Linked DNA regions of Homo sapiens: all the other regions are linked to region 3. Evidence: chromatin loops called from intact Hi-C (ENCODE). Cell type or tissue: GM12878. All regions are shown on one strand. Region 1 overlaps LOC105370686 (a long non-coding RNA gene). Region 2 has its middle 8.1 kb from the start of LBHD2. Region 3 has its middle 17 kb from the start of TNFAIP2.

Region 1 (5,000 bases), 150 kb before region 3:
TTTGAGACAGAGTCTGGCCCTGTCACCCAGGCTGGAGTGCAGTGGTATGATCTCAGCTCACTGCAATCTCCACCTCCTGGGTTCAAGCGATTCTCCTGCCTCAGCCTCCCAAGTAGCTGGGACTACAGGCACCTACCACCATCCCCAGCTAATTTTTGTATTTTTAGTAGAGATGGGGTTTCACCATGTTGGCCAGGCTGGTCTTGAACTCCTGACCTCAGGTGATCCACCTGCCTCGGCCTCCCAAAGTTCTGGGATTACAGGCGTGAGCCACCATGCCTGGCCTAGATCCACAAATATTAATACTTACCATTGTGTCACAATTGCCTACAGTATTCAGTACAGTCCCACGTTGTACAGGTGTGTAGTAGGCTGCCTCATCTAGGTCTTTGTCATGATGTTCACGCAGCCACGAAATTGCCTAATGACACCTCTCAAAATGTATCCCTGTTGTTAAGCAACACATGACTGTATACATAGATACATTTGAAAATAAATTTTTATTTAAAAAGAATATTTGTTTAGAAATAATATTTATTTTAAAAGAATGACAAAGCCATAACATGTTAACATTAGTCATTATTTTTAAATGAAAAATAAGTATGTTCTGAAACCACAACAACAAAGTTAACAATAAGGGTGGCATTAGTTTTCATTTTTGTCAATATCTTTATGGTCTGGCTTGATAGGAGACAGGTAGATTCTCATATCTGCTTCTGCATGAGTCTGTTGTGATACGTTGTTTTGGTTGAAGTTTGTGGGGAATATTCAGCCGCTCACAGACATGCTGTTGGAAAAGGATGAGTAATTCAATACAGTCTTTAGATAGTTGTGACTATCCTTCTTTGATACCACACCAAAACTGGAGATGTTTAAAGATTAGTTATCATGATTATTTAAAGATTCTTTAAAAGATGAGTTATAATCAAAGATTGGTTAAAATGTGGATTAAAGGTTAGTTATAATGTGGATTCGAGATTATAATCTTTAAACTGAAAGGGTCTTGTACATTTTCATTTACTTTATGTATATGATGTGAAGTAGAGCTCCAACTTCGTTCTTCTGCAGGTGGCTCTCCGCTCTCCCAGCTGAAGAAAAGACTGTTCTTTCCCCACTTCACCCTCACATTTGGGGGTCAATTGATTTTGATGAGAGTGCCTTGGCTCTCATCAAAATCAACTGACCCCTAAATGTGAGTTTCTTTCTGGAATCTCAGTTCTATTGTATGGGTCTATATGTCTGTCTTTATACAAGCACACACAGGTTTGACTACTGTAGCTTTGTAGTAAATTTTGAAATCAGAAAGTGTGAATCCTCCAATCTTTGCTCTTTTTCAAGATTTTTTTTTGGCTGTCTGGGTTCCTTGAGTTTCTACATGAATTTTAAGATCAGCTTAATTCCTACAAAGAAGCCAGCTGAGACTCTGATGGGGATTGTCTTGAATCAATGTTCTTTTTGCTATAACTTATAGAGTAAATTAAACAACTGAAGGAAGGTCCCTGTGAGCTGCAGTCCCGGGAGAAGAGGAAACCCTTCAACATGGATTCTGGAAAGAACAGCCTTGGCTTTCTTCTGAACAAAAAGTTCTGGCCCAGCTGGACCCGGGGTGGGCACCGGGAGTGCAGGCTGCTAGTCCTCTCCTGCCAGCTTTGCGAGGCGTGGGGAGCACCTGCAGCATGGCTCACCTGAACCCAGTCCCCAGGCCCATGGCCTCCGAGAGATGAACACTGGCTGCCCAGAAGCAGGTGTGGGTAGGAGGGCAGAGGGACTGCCCGCAGGCGTCCCTGGGCTCCCTGGCTCCTTTCTGCTGATGTGCCGCCTCAGTCGGACAGAGGTTTCAACACACTTGTACCCTTCTCAACACAGGCCAGGCGTCTCCGGGGCCTGGAAGAAAACCAAGGTCAGGGGATCTCCTAGTTCAACAAGGGAGAACAACATGTAAGGAAGATAAAAATTAAAGCCGTGTCGGATGTGAGACACCCAGGGTCTCATATGACAAGACGCGAGTGGACTGCAGGCTGGGGCGGAGCTGTGGAGAGGGAAGACCCGGGGTGGGGCCGGGGAGAGGGGAGGCCGGGGCGGGGTGGGGGTGAGCAGTGGGATCCAGGAAGGTTCTCAGAGGAGAAGATGCCCACCCACACTGGGATTACAAGGAAGATAGGAATTTGTCAGAGGGCAAGGGGACAGCGGGAGGGAGTGACCAAGGGGGTCAGCAGGGGCAAAGGCCAGGAGGTGGTCACAGTATAGGTGTGTGTGGGGATGGAAGGTGTCAGCACAGCTGAGGCTGGGGAAGGGACAGGCAGGGCATCCCCGTCCTCGAGAGCCAGGCCAGAGCACTCGGGGACTGTCCTATGGCCAGCAGGAACCTGAAGGGCTTAGGAACATCCCCTGGCAGCCAGACACAGGATGGAGGGGAGGGCGCGGGACGGTGAAACCCTCTTCTTCTGGAACTCAGCCCCTCTGTCTGGGAGACACAGGAAGGAACTGCCAGGGCTGTGGACTTGCACAGTCTTGCCTGAACTATCTCATCCCTGGCAGTTTTGTTTGTTTGTTTTTTGTTTGTGTTTTAAAGATAGGGTCTTACTCTGCCACCTAGGCTGGAGTGTGGTGGCACAATCATGGTTCACCGCAGCCTTGGCCTCCCTGGCCCAGGTGATCCTCTCACCTCAGCCTCCGGAGGACCTGGGTCCACAAGCACACACCAGCACACCCAGCTAATTTTTATTTTATTTTATTTTATTTGTAGCGATGGGGGTCTCACTATCTTGCCCAGGCTGGTCTTAAACTCCTGGGCTCAAGTGATCCTCCTCCCTCAGCCTCCCAAAGTGCACCTGATATTACAGGCATGAGCAGCTGCGCCTAGACCCTGGCAGCCTTTTGAAATGGAATGTATCTGTCACCATCTTTGCAGATTAGGAAGCCAAGGCTAAGAGAAAAGAGTGACTTCTTCAGGGTCACCCTGTCATCCATGTCGGTGGGGAAAACCCTGGACAGCCCCACGCTACCCTGATTTCTTTCCCTCATCTCTGTCCTCAGACTGGTCAGCAGGGCATGCAATGCCCACCAGAGGGCACCAAAGGCCAGATTTGCCGTGCACTCCCACACCGTTTTGAGTCTCAGATGCGGCCTCCATTGATTAGAGTCTCAGATGCGGCCTCCACTGATTGAGTCTCAGATGCAGCCCCATTGATTGAGTCTCAGATGCAGCCCCTATTGGTTGAGATCCCCAGGTGCAGCCTCCACTGATTGAGAGCTTCACATGCAGTCCCCATTGATTGAGAGTCTCAGAGGCAGCTCCCATTGATTAAGTTTCAGATGCAGCCCCTGTTGATTGACTCTCAGATGCAGCCCCCATAGACTGAGAGCCCCAGAGGCAGCCCCACTGATAGAGAGTCTCAGATGCAGCCCCCATTGATCGAGAGTCTCAGATGCAGCCCCTATTGATTGAGTCTCAGATGCAGCCCCTGTTGATTGAAAGTCTCAGGTGCAGCCCCCATTGACTGAGAGTCTCAGAGGCAGTCCCCACTGATTCCCAGACACAACCCTCAATGACTCTCAGATGCAGCCCCTATTGATTGAAGTCTCAACTGCAGCCTCCATTGATTGGCAGTCTCAGATGCAGCCCCATAGACTGAGAGCCCCAGAGGAAGCCCCATTGAGAGCTCCAGAGCAGCCCCCATTGATAGTCTCAGATGCAGCCCCCATTGATAGAGAGTCTCAGATGCAGCCCCCATTGACTGAGAGGTTCACACGGAGCCCCCACTGAGTGACAGCTTCAGATGCAGCCTCCATTGATTGAGAGATTCAGATGTGGCCCCCATTGATTGAAAACTTCAGAATCAGCCTCCATTGATTGAGAGCCCCAGATGCAGCCTCCATTGAGAGCTTCACATGCAGCCCCCATTGCTTGAGTGTCTCAGATGCACCCCCCACTGGTTGAGAGTCTCAGATGCATCCCCCATTGATTGAGAGCTTCACGTGTAGCCCCCATTGCTTGAAAGTCTCAGATGCAGCCCCTGTTGATTGAAAGTCTAAGATGCAGCCCCCAATGACTGAAAGTCTCAGAGGCAGTCCGCACTGATTCTCAGACACAACCCTGAATTACTCTCAGATGCAGCCCCTATTGATTGAAATCTCAAATGCAGCCCGCATTGATTGAGAGTCTCAGATGCAGCCCCCATTGACTGAGAGGTTCACATGGAGCCCCCACTGAGTGACAGCTTCAGATGCAGCCTCCATTGATTGAGAGATTCAGATGCGGCCCCCATTGATTGAGAGCTTCAGAATCAGCCTCCATTGATTGAGAGCCCCAGATGCAGCCTCCATTGAGAGCTTCACATGCAGCCCCCATTGCTTGAGTGTCTCAGATGCACCCCCATTGATTGAGAGCTTCACGTGCAGCCCCCATTGCTTGAGAGTCTCAGATGTACCCCCCGTTGCTTGAGAGTCCCGGATGCACCCCTCATTGATTGAGAGCTTCACACGCAGCCTCCATTGATTGAGAGTCTCAGAGGCAGCTCCCATTGATTAAGTCTCAGACACAACCCCTATTGATTGACTCTCAGATGCAGTCCTCATTGACTGAGTCTCAGATGCAGCCCCTATTGACTGAGAGTCTTAGATGCAGTCCTCATTGATTGAGAGTCTCAGATGCAGGCCCTATTGACTGAGTCTCAGATGCAGCTCCTATTGACTGAGAGCCTCAGAGGCAGCCCCATTGATTGAGAGCCCCAGAGCAGCCCCCACTGATTGAGAGCTTCAGATACAGCCCCCAGTGATTGACAGCTTCACATGCAGCCCCCAGTGATTGACAGTTTCAGATCCAGCCTCCATTGCTTGAGAGCTTCAGATGCAGCCCCCCATGATTGAGCTTCATTCACATGCAGCCCCCACTCTGGATTCTCCGCTGAAGGGTCACCCTGGTAGAGCCTTAAGAGAATTGAAGCTCAGGTCCAGGTGGCTCTGCGGCCCTCCTTCTGAGTCTGAGGTGACAGGGTAGG
Region 2 (5,000 bases), 65 kb after region 3:
GATGAAGTGAGACCATCTCAAAAAAAAAAAAAAAAAAAAGAACGGAGGTGAGGGCGGCATCTGCATCTACTGGGGTGCTCCACTGGAAGCGGAAAGCCTGGCCCTGGGCCAGAAAGGCTTGCTCTCAGTACCCTCTTGTGGCCGTCTTGGAGTAAGACACCGCAGACTGCCTGGGCAACATCAAGGACTGCGCAGTGACAATACACCACTTCGGTGTTTTACCTGCATGTCTCTGCTACATATAATCCTTCCTTCCTTCCTCCCTTCTTCCTTCCTTCCTTCTTTCTCTCCCTCCCTCCCTCCCTCCTTCCTTCCTTCCTTTGGGTGTTTTATATGCATGTCTCTGCTACATATAATCGTTCCTTCCTTCCTCCCTTCCTCCCCTTCCTCTGCTTCCCTCCTTCCTTCCTCTCTGCTACTCCCTTCCTTCCTTTTTTTCTTTCTTCCCTTCTTTCTTTTTTTTTTTTTAACAGATGCAGCCTTGCTGTTTCCCAATCTGGCCTCGAACTCCTAGGCTGAAGAGATCCTCCCACCCCGGCCTCTGGAGTAGCTGGGACTGCACAGGCTCATGCCACCAGGCTGGGCCATGTGAGCACTGTGGCCCTATGCCACAGGATCGTGATGATCCTCTGACAGGGCAGGTCCAGGACCAACTCCTGTGCCCCTTGGCAGACTGGCAGGCAGGGGGTCCTAAATAAATGACCCTGGGGCCGGGCGCGGTGGCTCACGCCTGTAATCCCAGCACTTTGGGAGGCCGAGGCGGGTGGATCACGAAGTCAGGAGATCGAGACCATCCTGGCTAACACGGTGAAACCCCGTCTCCACTAAAAATACAAAAAATTCTCCGGGCGTGATGGCGGGCGCCTGTAGTCCCAGCTACTCCGGAGGCTGAGGCAGGAGAATGGCGTGAACCTGGGAGGCGGAGCTTGCAGCGAGCGGAGATCGCGCCACTGTACTCCAGCCTGGACGACAGAGGGAGACTCTGTCTCAAAAACAAAAAATAAATAATAAATAAATAATAAATAAATAAATAAATAACCCTGGTGGAGGTTGGAGGGGCCAGGCGGGTGGATGGAGAGTGAAAGAAGAAGGTGACTGGAAGAGGCCTCCAGCCTCTCCTGGGACTATCTCACCCTGCTAGGAAGCCCTGGTGCAAGGACTTCCAGCTGTCTTCTCCCACACTAAATCCCCAGCCCCTAAGTATTGGTTGACAGCAGTTTCCAGACGTTTCCCTCTGGATGTGTTACAAATCACCCAGTTTCAGAGGGGTTTTTTATGGCCAGGAGCAGTGTCTCACGACTGTAATTTGGAAGGCCAAGGCGGGCAGATCGCTTGAGCCCAGGAGCTCGAGACCAGCCTGGGCAACATAGTGAGATCCCCCCCATCTCTAAAAAATTATTATTTTTTTTAAAAAGTAGGCTGGGCACGGTGGCTCACACCTGTAATCCCAGCACTTTGGGATGCGGAGGCGGGTGGATCACGAGGTGAGGAGTTGAAGACCAGCCTGGCCAAGATGGTGAAACCCCGTCTCTACTAAAAATACAAAAATTGGCCGGGCGCGGTGGCTCACGCCTGTAATCCCAGCACTTTGGGAGGCCGAGACGGGCGGATCACGAGGTCAGGAGATTGAGACCATCCTGGCTAACACAGTGAAACCCCGTCTCTACTAAAAATACAAAAATTAGCCGGGCGTGGTGGTGGGCGCCTATAGTCCCAGCTACTCAGGAGGCTGAGGCAGGAGAATGGCGTGAACCGAGGAGGCAGAGCTTGATGTGAGCCAAGATCACGCCACTGCACTCCAGCCCAGGCGACAGATAGAGACTCCATCTAAAAAAAAAAAAAATTAGCCAAGCACGGTGGCTCTCGCCTGTAATCCCAGCATTTTGGGAGGACCATGCGGGCGGATCATCTGGAGGTCACGAGAGAGAGACCAGCCTGAGCAACACGGTGAAACCCCTCTCTACTGAAAATACAAAAATTCGCCGGGCACGGTGGTACACGCCTGTAGTCCCAGCTACTCGGGAGGCTGAGGCAGAAGAATTGCTTGGACCTGGGAGGTGGAGGTTGCAGTGAGCCGAGATCGAGCCACTGCACTCCAGCCTGGGCGATAGAGGCAGACTCCGTCTCAAAAAAGAAAAAAAAAAAGGAGCCAGGAGTGGCGGCGCCTGTAGTCCCAGCTACTTGGGAGGCTGAGGTGGGAGGATCACTTGAGCCCGGAGAGGTTGAGGTTGCATTGAGCCGTGATCGCATCACTGCACTCCAGCTTGGGTTACAGAGCAAGACCCTGTCGAAAAAAAAAATACGGTTTCAGTTTTTTATTTTTTGGTGGGTTTTTTTGTTTGTTTGTTTTGGGACGAAGTCTCGCTCAGTCGCCCAGGTTGGAGTGCAGAGTGGCGTGATCTCAGCTCACTGCAACCTCCGCCTCCCAGGTTCAAGCGATTCTCCTGCCTCAGCCTCCTGAGTAGCTGGGATTACAGGCACCCACCACCACGCCAGGCTAATTTTGTATTTTTAGCAGAGACGGGGTTTCACCATCTTGCTCAGGCTGGTCTCGATCTGCTGACCTCAGGTGATCCGCCCGCCTCGGCCTCCCAAAGTGCTGGGATTCCCGGCGTGAGTCCCGCGCCCGCCCGGGGTGTTTGGATGTCGTCCTAAGAGGCTCCACCCACAGGGGCAGCCCCGGGGCGCGGCTGCGGGGCGCGGCCTCGGCTCCGGCTGAGGGTCTGCCCTCCTAGTGGGAGTTGCGGAGAGGAGGCGCCGCGGAGCGGAGCGGGACCAGGCCCGGGGAAACGCGGCCGGAGGCGGGGCGTCGGCAGGAGGGGCGGTGCTAACGGCCCCGGGTTCCCGGTGCTCCAGCGCCCCCTCCCGGCTCGAGAGAGGAACGCCCGACCACGTCCCTCGGCGGCCGCGGGCGGAGGAGCCGGGCGACACTCCTGTCCCCCTCGCCGCCGCCTCCAGCCTCCCCCGGCACAGCCGGAGAGAATGAGGCTCCAGGCAAAGCCAAGCAGGATCCAGGGCCGGGGCCCGCGCGGAGCCGACACCCTGCTCATAGGAAAGCGAGGCTTGCTTCCCATTGCACGGAAGGGGAAGTCGAGGCCCGGGCGCTTGCTGGTCCGGCGCAGGGAGCTCGGCTCCGGCGCGGAGCGGGGAGGGGGATCGGGCTCAGCGGGGGCCCGATCTAGGCGACTAGGAGCGCCCATCCCGGGACTGCAGCCAGGCGGTCTGGGAGGGGGTGCTGTCCTTAATTTCTGGCTTGAAGGACAGGTGACCCGGGACAGGTGGAGACGGAAGTGAGAGGGGCAGCCAGGTGATGGGGACGGCGCATGCAAGAACCCAAAGGCCGGGAGCATGGGGCTACTGCCGACACCAGAGGCTAGTCCCACCCGGTGTTGACCTGGCAACCAGCCGGGGAGGAAGGGAGCTGTCTGAGGCCACACCCGACGCCCACCGGTGTCACCCGGAGCTGAGGTCATCCGGCCCGCCCTGGGCTGGCAGAGTTCAGCCTGCCCCACCCTCAGCCCGCCCACCGCAGGGGACCTTGCTTGTCGCCTGCCCTACTTGGCCCCACTTTAACCCTGGTGCTGTGCACACAGACAGGCCTGGCAGGGCTCAGGTCTCAGGCGGAGGGTCAGGGTTGTAACTTCCAGAGCCTCTGAGGACTCCTCACTGCTGAGGGCAGCAGCTGGCAGCCTCCAGCTGGGAAGCTCTGGGGATGGCCAGGTCCTGCCGTGTGGCCAGCACAGTCTCACCTCACTAAGGGGCAGCTCCTGTTCACAGAGGTGGGCAAGGTCCTGCTGCCAGGCACGTGCTAAATGAGCACTAATTGTCGTGGGCCACCTTTGTGTAACAAACATTAACTCTAAAGTGTGTGCCCCTTCTTAAAAAGTCCTCCTTAGTACGGTGGTGGGTAAGACGGAAATGGTATGTGTGTGTATAGTGCACAAGTGTGCTGGAGAGCTACGCCATAATCCTAGCTCAGCTCACACCGCATGTCCTGTGAGCAGGCACTCTCCAGGCAATTGGCCTGAAACCAGATGGCTTCACTGAATCATGGAAGCCCTATAAAGATGGCGTAGTATCCCATTTACAGGGAGGAAACCAGGGACCGAGAGGCTGAAGAGCCTGCCTGGGGTCACAGAGCTTGTGAGGGGAGAGCTCCGTCCTGGAGTGCACCATGACACTGTGCACTGGGCTGCGGGGCCCCGGAGGCAGGAAGGTGCCGGGGTGGGGAGACACCCCGTCACTGCAGCTACATTGACACTGGCCACACCCCAGCTGGGGCCTGGAGACCTCCAGTCCCAGGACAGCACTGGGGCGGTACAGGAACACATACTGAGACTGGGAGGGAAAGAGGCTTGCCCTGGAACCACAGCTGGAGAAGCCCAGAGCCAAGGGAGGAACCCCCAAGGCCAGCGGCCCACAGGGGAGCCCTGTTGCCCTCCCTCTCCTCCTGCACCAGGGGCGCTGAGCCCTGCGGACAGGCATGATGGGTGCTGGGCCCGCAAATCATGCAGAACCCGCCCACACCCCAGCAGCCACAGGTTGAACTGATTCTTGCTGAGCTCTAAAAGCCTCCAAGGGAATCCCCTGAGCCCTAGGGGCAAAGATGTGACTGTGGCCGCCAGGGAGATAGGGGTCCAGCCCTTCATGGCCCTGGCCCCACCTGCGGGGGTTTGGGGTAGGATTCAAGGCCCGGCTAGCCTCAGTCCCGCATCATGGCTGCAGGGTGGGGCCTGACATCCTGGGCCCTGCCCTGCCTCTGTGCCCCAGAGCAGTCAGGGAGAACGGATGCCTGAGGCTAGGCTGCTTGTGCGCACTCTGTCCTGGCCTGGGCACCCATTTCCCCGGCATCCCGTCTCCCCCAGCCCCGGCCTCCCAGCAGTCAGGTCACTCAGTCATGCAGGCCAACATTTCCTCCCAGCGAGCGGTCACCAGACTCAGTGCCAACACTGCGCCCGAGGGGTGTGCAGCCTGGGTTGGCTGGGTGGGGTGTAAAGGTG
Region 3 (5,000 bases):
TCCAGGCTGGTCTGACTAATCTCACTGCTGGCAGCCCCCTCTCACAACCCCAGAGAGCAGCACTGAGTGCCTGATGGCACCTTCCCCCACAGAGAGCAGCCAGCATCTGGTAGCAGGTGGGTCCTGGTCTCTTCCATCATGGAGGGGACACAGACTCACCTTCCTGGAAGGGACACACTTTGCCTCCCTTACCCAGAGTGTTTCTGCAGCACTGCTGCTTGTAGCCTCACGTGATGCCTTTCACCATCATGGCTTCCATGCAGGGCTGCTTCTGACCAAGGAACCCATTTCACCACCAAGGAAATGCCACAGTGGCTCGTGGCCGTGGAATTCACTGATCTTACTGCTTATTCTATCACCCAGAAGGAGCTAGCCTCAGCAAAAGACTGAGTGGCAATACCCAGGAAAGATGGACTCTATTTTACAGGATTCCATATACGCTTTGAATCAGGGGCCACCACATGGTTCTACTTCCCTTATAGCCAAAATGCATGGCTCCAGAAACCAAGCTGTCACAGGTAGTGACTAACTAGGACCAGTGGCGCATGCAATAAAGGAATTTACCAAGAGAGTTGTAGGTAAAGACAGGCAGGCTTATTAGAGAACACAGGAAAATACATTGCAAGAAAGCAATGGGCAGATCAGCAAAAGGGGAGCTGACTACAAGGAGACAAAGACTTGTGGGGGATTTTATAGGATGGTGCTTGTGCTGGAGAGGGCCACGCGCAGTGCTGATAATGCCCAGGTTGCAGCGAGCTAACTGACACTTGTCTATCGGCTGAGGATCTGGCGATAAGATGGGCACAGGAAGATTGTGAGTTATTTGCTTAGGAGGGCTCTGTGTGTCCTGGGCCATGTAGAAAGGCAGGCTTATAGCTTATCTGTTTTTTGTTTGTTTGTTTTGCTTTCCCTGCTCCCCCCAGCCTGACTCCTCTTCCCCGATTAGAACTCCATGCAACCAGTTGATATGAGGGGGATCCACTTACTATTACCCCCAATAACAACCAGCTGGCAGGATTTTTGCTTCCTGTCGCAGCAACTTTGAGCTCTGCTAATGTGAAGGTCTTAGTCCCGGAGAGGAACATCCTTCAACCAGGAGACACAGCAATGGTTTCATTAAATTGAAAGATGATGCCGCCACCTGGCCATCTGGGGCTCATTCTGTCATGACACCAAAAGACCTAAAAAATGATTGCTCTCTTGACTGCAGTGATAGGTTCTGATTCTCCTGGGAGACCAGGCAGCTGCTACTATGTCTGGAAATCAGGGCATTCATTCTCTGCGGCACTTCTGACTATTTCCATGGCCAATAGAAAAGGTTCATGGAAAACTACCCCAGCCATAGAAAGGCAGGAAAATTGAGGACTCAGAACCTTCTGAAATGAAAGTTTTAGTTGTTTCATCAAGTAAAGATCACCAACTAGCTGAGGTCCCGGCTGAGGGAGGGGAAAATCCAGGATGAGTGATGGGAGAAGGAACCATGGACTTCAAGCCTCGGCTCCCAACTGTCACGGAAGCAAGGAGTGTAGTAGTTTTGCTTAGTTTCCTTTGCTTGTTTTCACGTGTTTGTTTCCACATGCCAACCATTTTCCTGTTTTCTCTCGCTGGCATCTGTATTGTACACACAATTTTTTGGAGGTTAGTGTTACCATTCAGTCTTCAGGTAACAAGATATTCAGTGGACTGTGGTTGAATTTGTGGTGTAATTAACAGAGCCAACAGTGGCTACAGTAACCATTGGCACCTTGTCCTCACTGTCTCCTCATTTTGGAGACAGCGTGAGTGCATCTTCACTTGTGGGAAGGATACATGTATTGCATTTACTGGAATTTTTAGAAAAGGTTAAACGTGTGTAAAAGGGTGCATATGGAAAGCAACTGCCTGCTATCCATCTACTGCCTCTGACCCAAGCCCATCTTTCACTGCCCTACTTGGGGATTCTGGAACTTTTCCCTCTCTCCTGCTGGCACGGTGCTGTGCACTGTCAGTAGAGGGCGCTGGAGAGACAAACAAGGAGGGAGGGGGGTTTCTTTTCACTTGTTTATTGGCTGCTCACCTGCACAGCCTCCCAGGACGGCTTCCCCCGCCTTGCATAAGTAGCTTTGCAGCAAGTTCTGAGGCACAGCACCTGGCTGTGCATGGCTTACCTGGCATCTCAGGAGGCTGCGGGGTCTCACTGCAGGGATGGTGGGGGCATGCATGGGGGGCATGCATGGGGGGCTGAGGGGCTGCAAGGCAGCACAGGGTCAGAGGATGGGAGTTCTGGGGGCGACCAGGGACTGCTGGGTATAGCAGCAGTCAGTATGGGTATCGCCCATCGGTATGACTTCTCCCTGGCAAGCCCCTCCCACGGCTCAGCTATCATCCTCCATAGTGATCGCCTGACAAAACCAGAGTCTTGGTTAAACTCAGCCCTGTGATTACAGTCTGCACCTCAGCGCTGAACTTGGCTTCACGCCAAGTCACAGGTTGCTGATGAACCCACTTCAAAGAGGCGCTGGACATGGCTGGTTGAGCCTACCCCTGAGACACTAAAGTATTTTCCTCCTCTCTCCTCCCATCTCCAGCAACACCACTTTCATTTTCTCAGTTAAATGTTCAGTTATAAAATGCTAATAATATAACACATTCACATGCCTCATAATGAAAATTTACAAGCTATACGGCCAAATACCTCCTTCCTAACTTCTGTCCCCATCCAACCCTGTTCACCTCTCTCTCTCTCTCTCTCTCTCTCTCTCAGACACACACACACACACCACAAACTCTGCTCTGCACTGTGCTTTTTTCCACTTAACGTTATGTGTCCTGAATGTCAACATGAGAACAGAGAGAACTTCCTCATTCTTTTTCACCGCCACATAGTACTCCATTGTTTGGGTGCACTGCAGTGATTTCCCTGGTGTCTGCCGATGGGCATTTAGGGAGTTTCCAGTATGTTGCTACTGTAACTGAAGTGACTAGTCTGGCACTCAAGTTGCTTTGCATAGCTGGTAGAGCATGGATAAGGTACATTCCTGGAAGGAGAATGGCTGCCTCACAGGTTCCTGCATTTGTCAGCCTGACCCGGAAGCCCAAATCACCCTCCACAGGGGCTGTGCAAAATGATGCCCCCAAAGCAGTGAGCGAGAGAGAGGGCCTGGCGGCCGGCAGCCTCGCACACAAAGTGTTGTCACTCACCGGGGTATTGGTCACTCTAATGAACCACATGCCCATTCTGCAGACATCTCAAACTTTAAAAAAAAAAAAGATTAATAGAAGATTTATTTAGCAAAAATACATATAGCCATTATTGCAAGACTTAAATGAGATGTTAAATGTTCAACCCAATTTTCTTTCCTGGATAAGTTTTTCTTTCATATCCCTGTCAGTTTTGAAAACATAATACCAGAAGAAGGGGGGCCCAATTCCACAGAGAGCTCCCAAGAGTGAGTTTCTGGGAGTGAGTCTGAAGTTGAGATAAACCTTTGCTGATCTTGCTTACGTTCAATGCATCTGGGCAGCGTCTTTGATGAGCCCTGGCGGTTAGGCTGGTGGCACTGAAGCAGGCCTCCAGGGTCTCCTGTTTAAGCAGGATTTTAAGGCCAACCCTGCGGCTTGCGCCTGCTGGGTTTCTGGAGATGTGTCATATTCGGCTGGGTTGAGGGTCCAGGGCAGAGTGGCCAGGCATGAGAGAAAATACTTTGGGTCAACACCTGTGAAAAGAAGGAAAAAATAAAAATAAAAAAAACACCAGAAGAATACTTTGGGAACAACATCGTGGTGACACAGGGCACAACTGCGAGTGCGGAGGGACCTCTCCCCCTGAACTTGACCAAGCGCTTCCTCAGCCCTTTCTCCCCTCCCAGGCCCTCCCTGTCCCTGGAAGCAGCCTGGTTCCCTCCCGGTCTCTTAGAAGCCCCTGGGCTGCTCTTTCCCTCAGCCCACCGAGAGCTCGCTCCATCTCACTGCACGAGGGGGCCCTCGCTGCCGCCCTCATCTCTCCCCTGGGGACCCCAGCGCCCCCGAAGGGCAGAGGGGTCTTTCCAAGCCATAAATCCCATGAGTTGAAACTCGCGTCTCCAGCCCCTTCCAGCCCCGCTCCCCAGCTGGAAGGAGCCCACTTACCGGCCCCCTCCTTCCTCCTGCGGAGTCTCCTGTCCAGGATCCCTTTTCCCCAGTCCTGCCGTCTTTCTTTGCCTGAAACCTGGAATTCCTCCCCGTTCCCGCCCGCCGGCCTCCGCAACCTCCTCCCTCCCCCGCAGCGCCCAGCCCGGGTCTGCTCCAGGCACCTCCTCAAGACCGGGCCTCCAGCGACTGTCCCTTTGAGCCGCCCTTTCACCCGCAGGCACCCCCGGCCCGTCCCCGCGCCTGCACTCAAGCTGCTTGTTTGCTTGCTCCTGGCTCCTGCAGGGAGCGTCAGCCCCCGGGCTGCTTCCCACTGCTGGAGGCCGGGGGCGCCCGGTGTTCCGCGGGGGCTGCGGCCTCCCCGCTCCACCCCTGCTCACAGGAGCCTGGGCAGCCCGGGGCCCGTCCTTGCACAAAGGCACCAGGCCTGGCCCAGGCCCCGCTCCGCCCGCCCTGTCCCCGCGCTGGGGGACTCGCTCCCCTCCGCCGGGCAGATCCTCCTCTCCGGGGGATTTTCCTGGAGAAGTTACTGGTGCAGATCCAACAGCTGGCGGGACAGTGACCCGGAAGGCCCCCGCCCCGAAAAGCAGGAACAGCAGGAACCTCCAAGGCGCCGCCCGCACCCTCTTCCTCCTCGCCTGGGGCCTCGCGCCCGGAGCCCGCCCCTCTGCCAGGGGTGGACGCAGCCCGGGGAGGGGGGTCCACCTGGCCCCAGGTCCCGCCGCGCTCCGACGACTCGGCCCGCCCTGGCCGCCGCGAGGCTGGGGGTCACTTTGGGACCTAAGTCCGCCCCCGTGGGAGAATGTGTGCCAGGGCCCACTGACAGCTTCCATCGGGGCTCAGGCGCCATCTCTCCCCACGTTTGCCCAGGGTCAGGGGGCCATGCAGGGGAG

What was found. A loop is a pair of places that touch in the nucleus more often than their neighbours do. Peaks named below come from ENCODE experiments on the same cell type or tissue, not always from the same donor. Only the 100,000 strongest peaks of a DNase experiment are listed, where the experiment ranks them.
Region 1: a loop joins it to region 3, with 5 times the contacts of the local background. A loop is called at or near these places in 4 of 110 quality-filtered maps.
Region 2: it touches region 3 in a loop (8-fold over the local background); 5 of 110 quality-filtered maps call a loop at or near these places.

Annotation. Positions count from the first base shown.
Region 1 is chr14:103,291,049-103,296,048 of GRCh38, reverse strand. It overlaps LOC105370686 (a long non-coding RNA gene), which reads left to right. Exons shown (of 3, transcript XR_944246.2): 3 at 1,472-1,975. Among named protein-coding and RNA genes, the nearest start is that of EIF5, 41 kb to the left of the region's middle. In GM12878, a CTCF peak has its summit at 3,065 (motif pointing right); a DNase peak (open chromatin) is centred at 3,028.
Region 2 is chr14:103,073,587-103,078,586 of GRCh38, reverse strand. No RefSeq gene overlaps it. Among named protein-coding and RNA genes, the nearest start is that of LBHD2, 8.1 kb to the left of the region's middle. RefSeq lists a silencer at 2,539-2,988 and an enhancer at 3,182-3,773. In GM12878, CTCF peaks have their summits at 136 (motif pointing left) and 2,855 (motif pointing left); DNase peaks (open chromatin) are centred at 96 and 2,756; H3K4me3 peaks cover 1,023 bases.
Region 3 is chr14:103,138,368-103,143,367 of GRCh38, reverse strand. It overlaps the pseudogene NDUFB4P11. Among named protein-coding and RNA genes, the nearest start is that of TNFAIP2, 17 kb to the right of the region's middle. RefSeq lists enhancers at 2,922-2,971, 3,002-3,051. In GM12878, CTCF peaks have their summits at 1,110 and 1,984 (motif pointing right); DNase peaks (open chromatin) are centred at 2,034, 2,467 and 2,887; H3K4me3 peaks cover 623 bases; H3K27ac peaks cover 903 bases.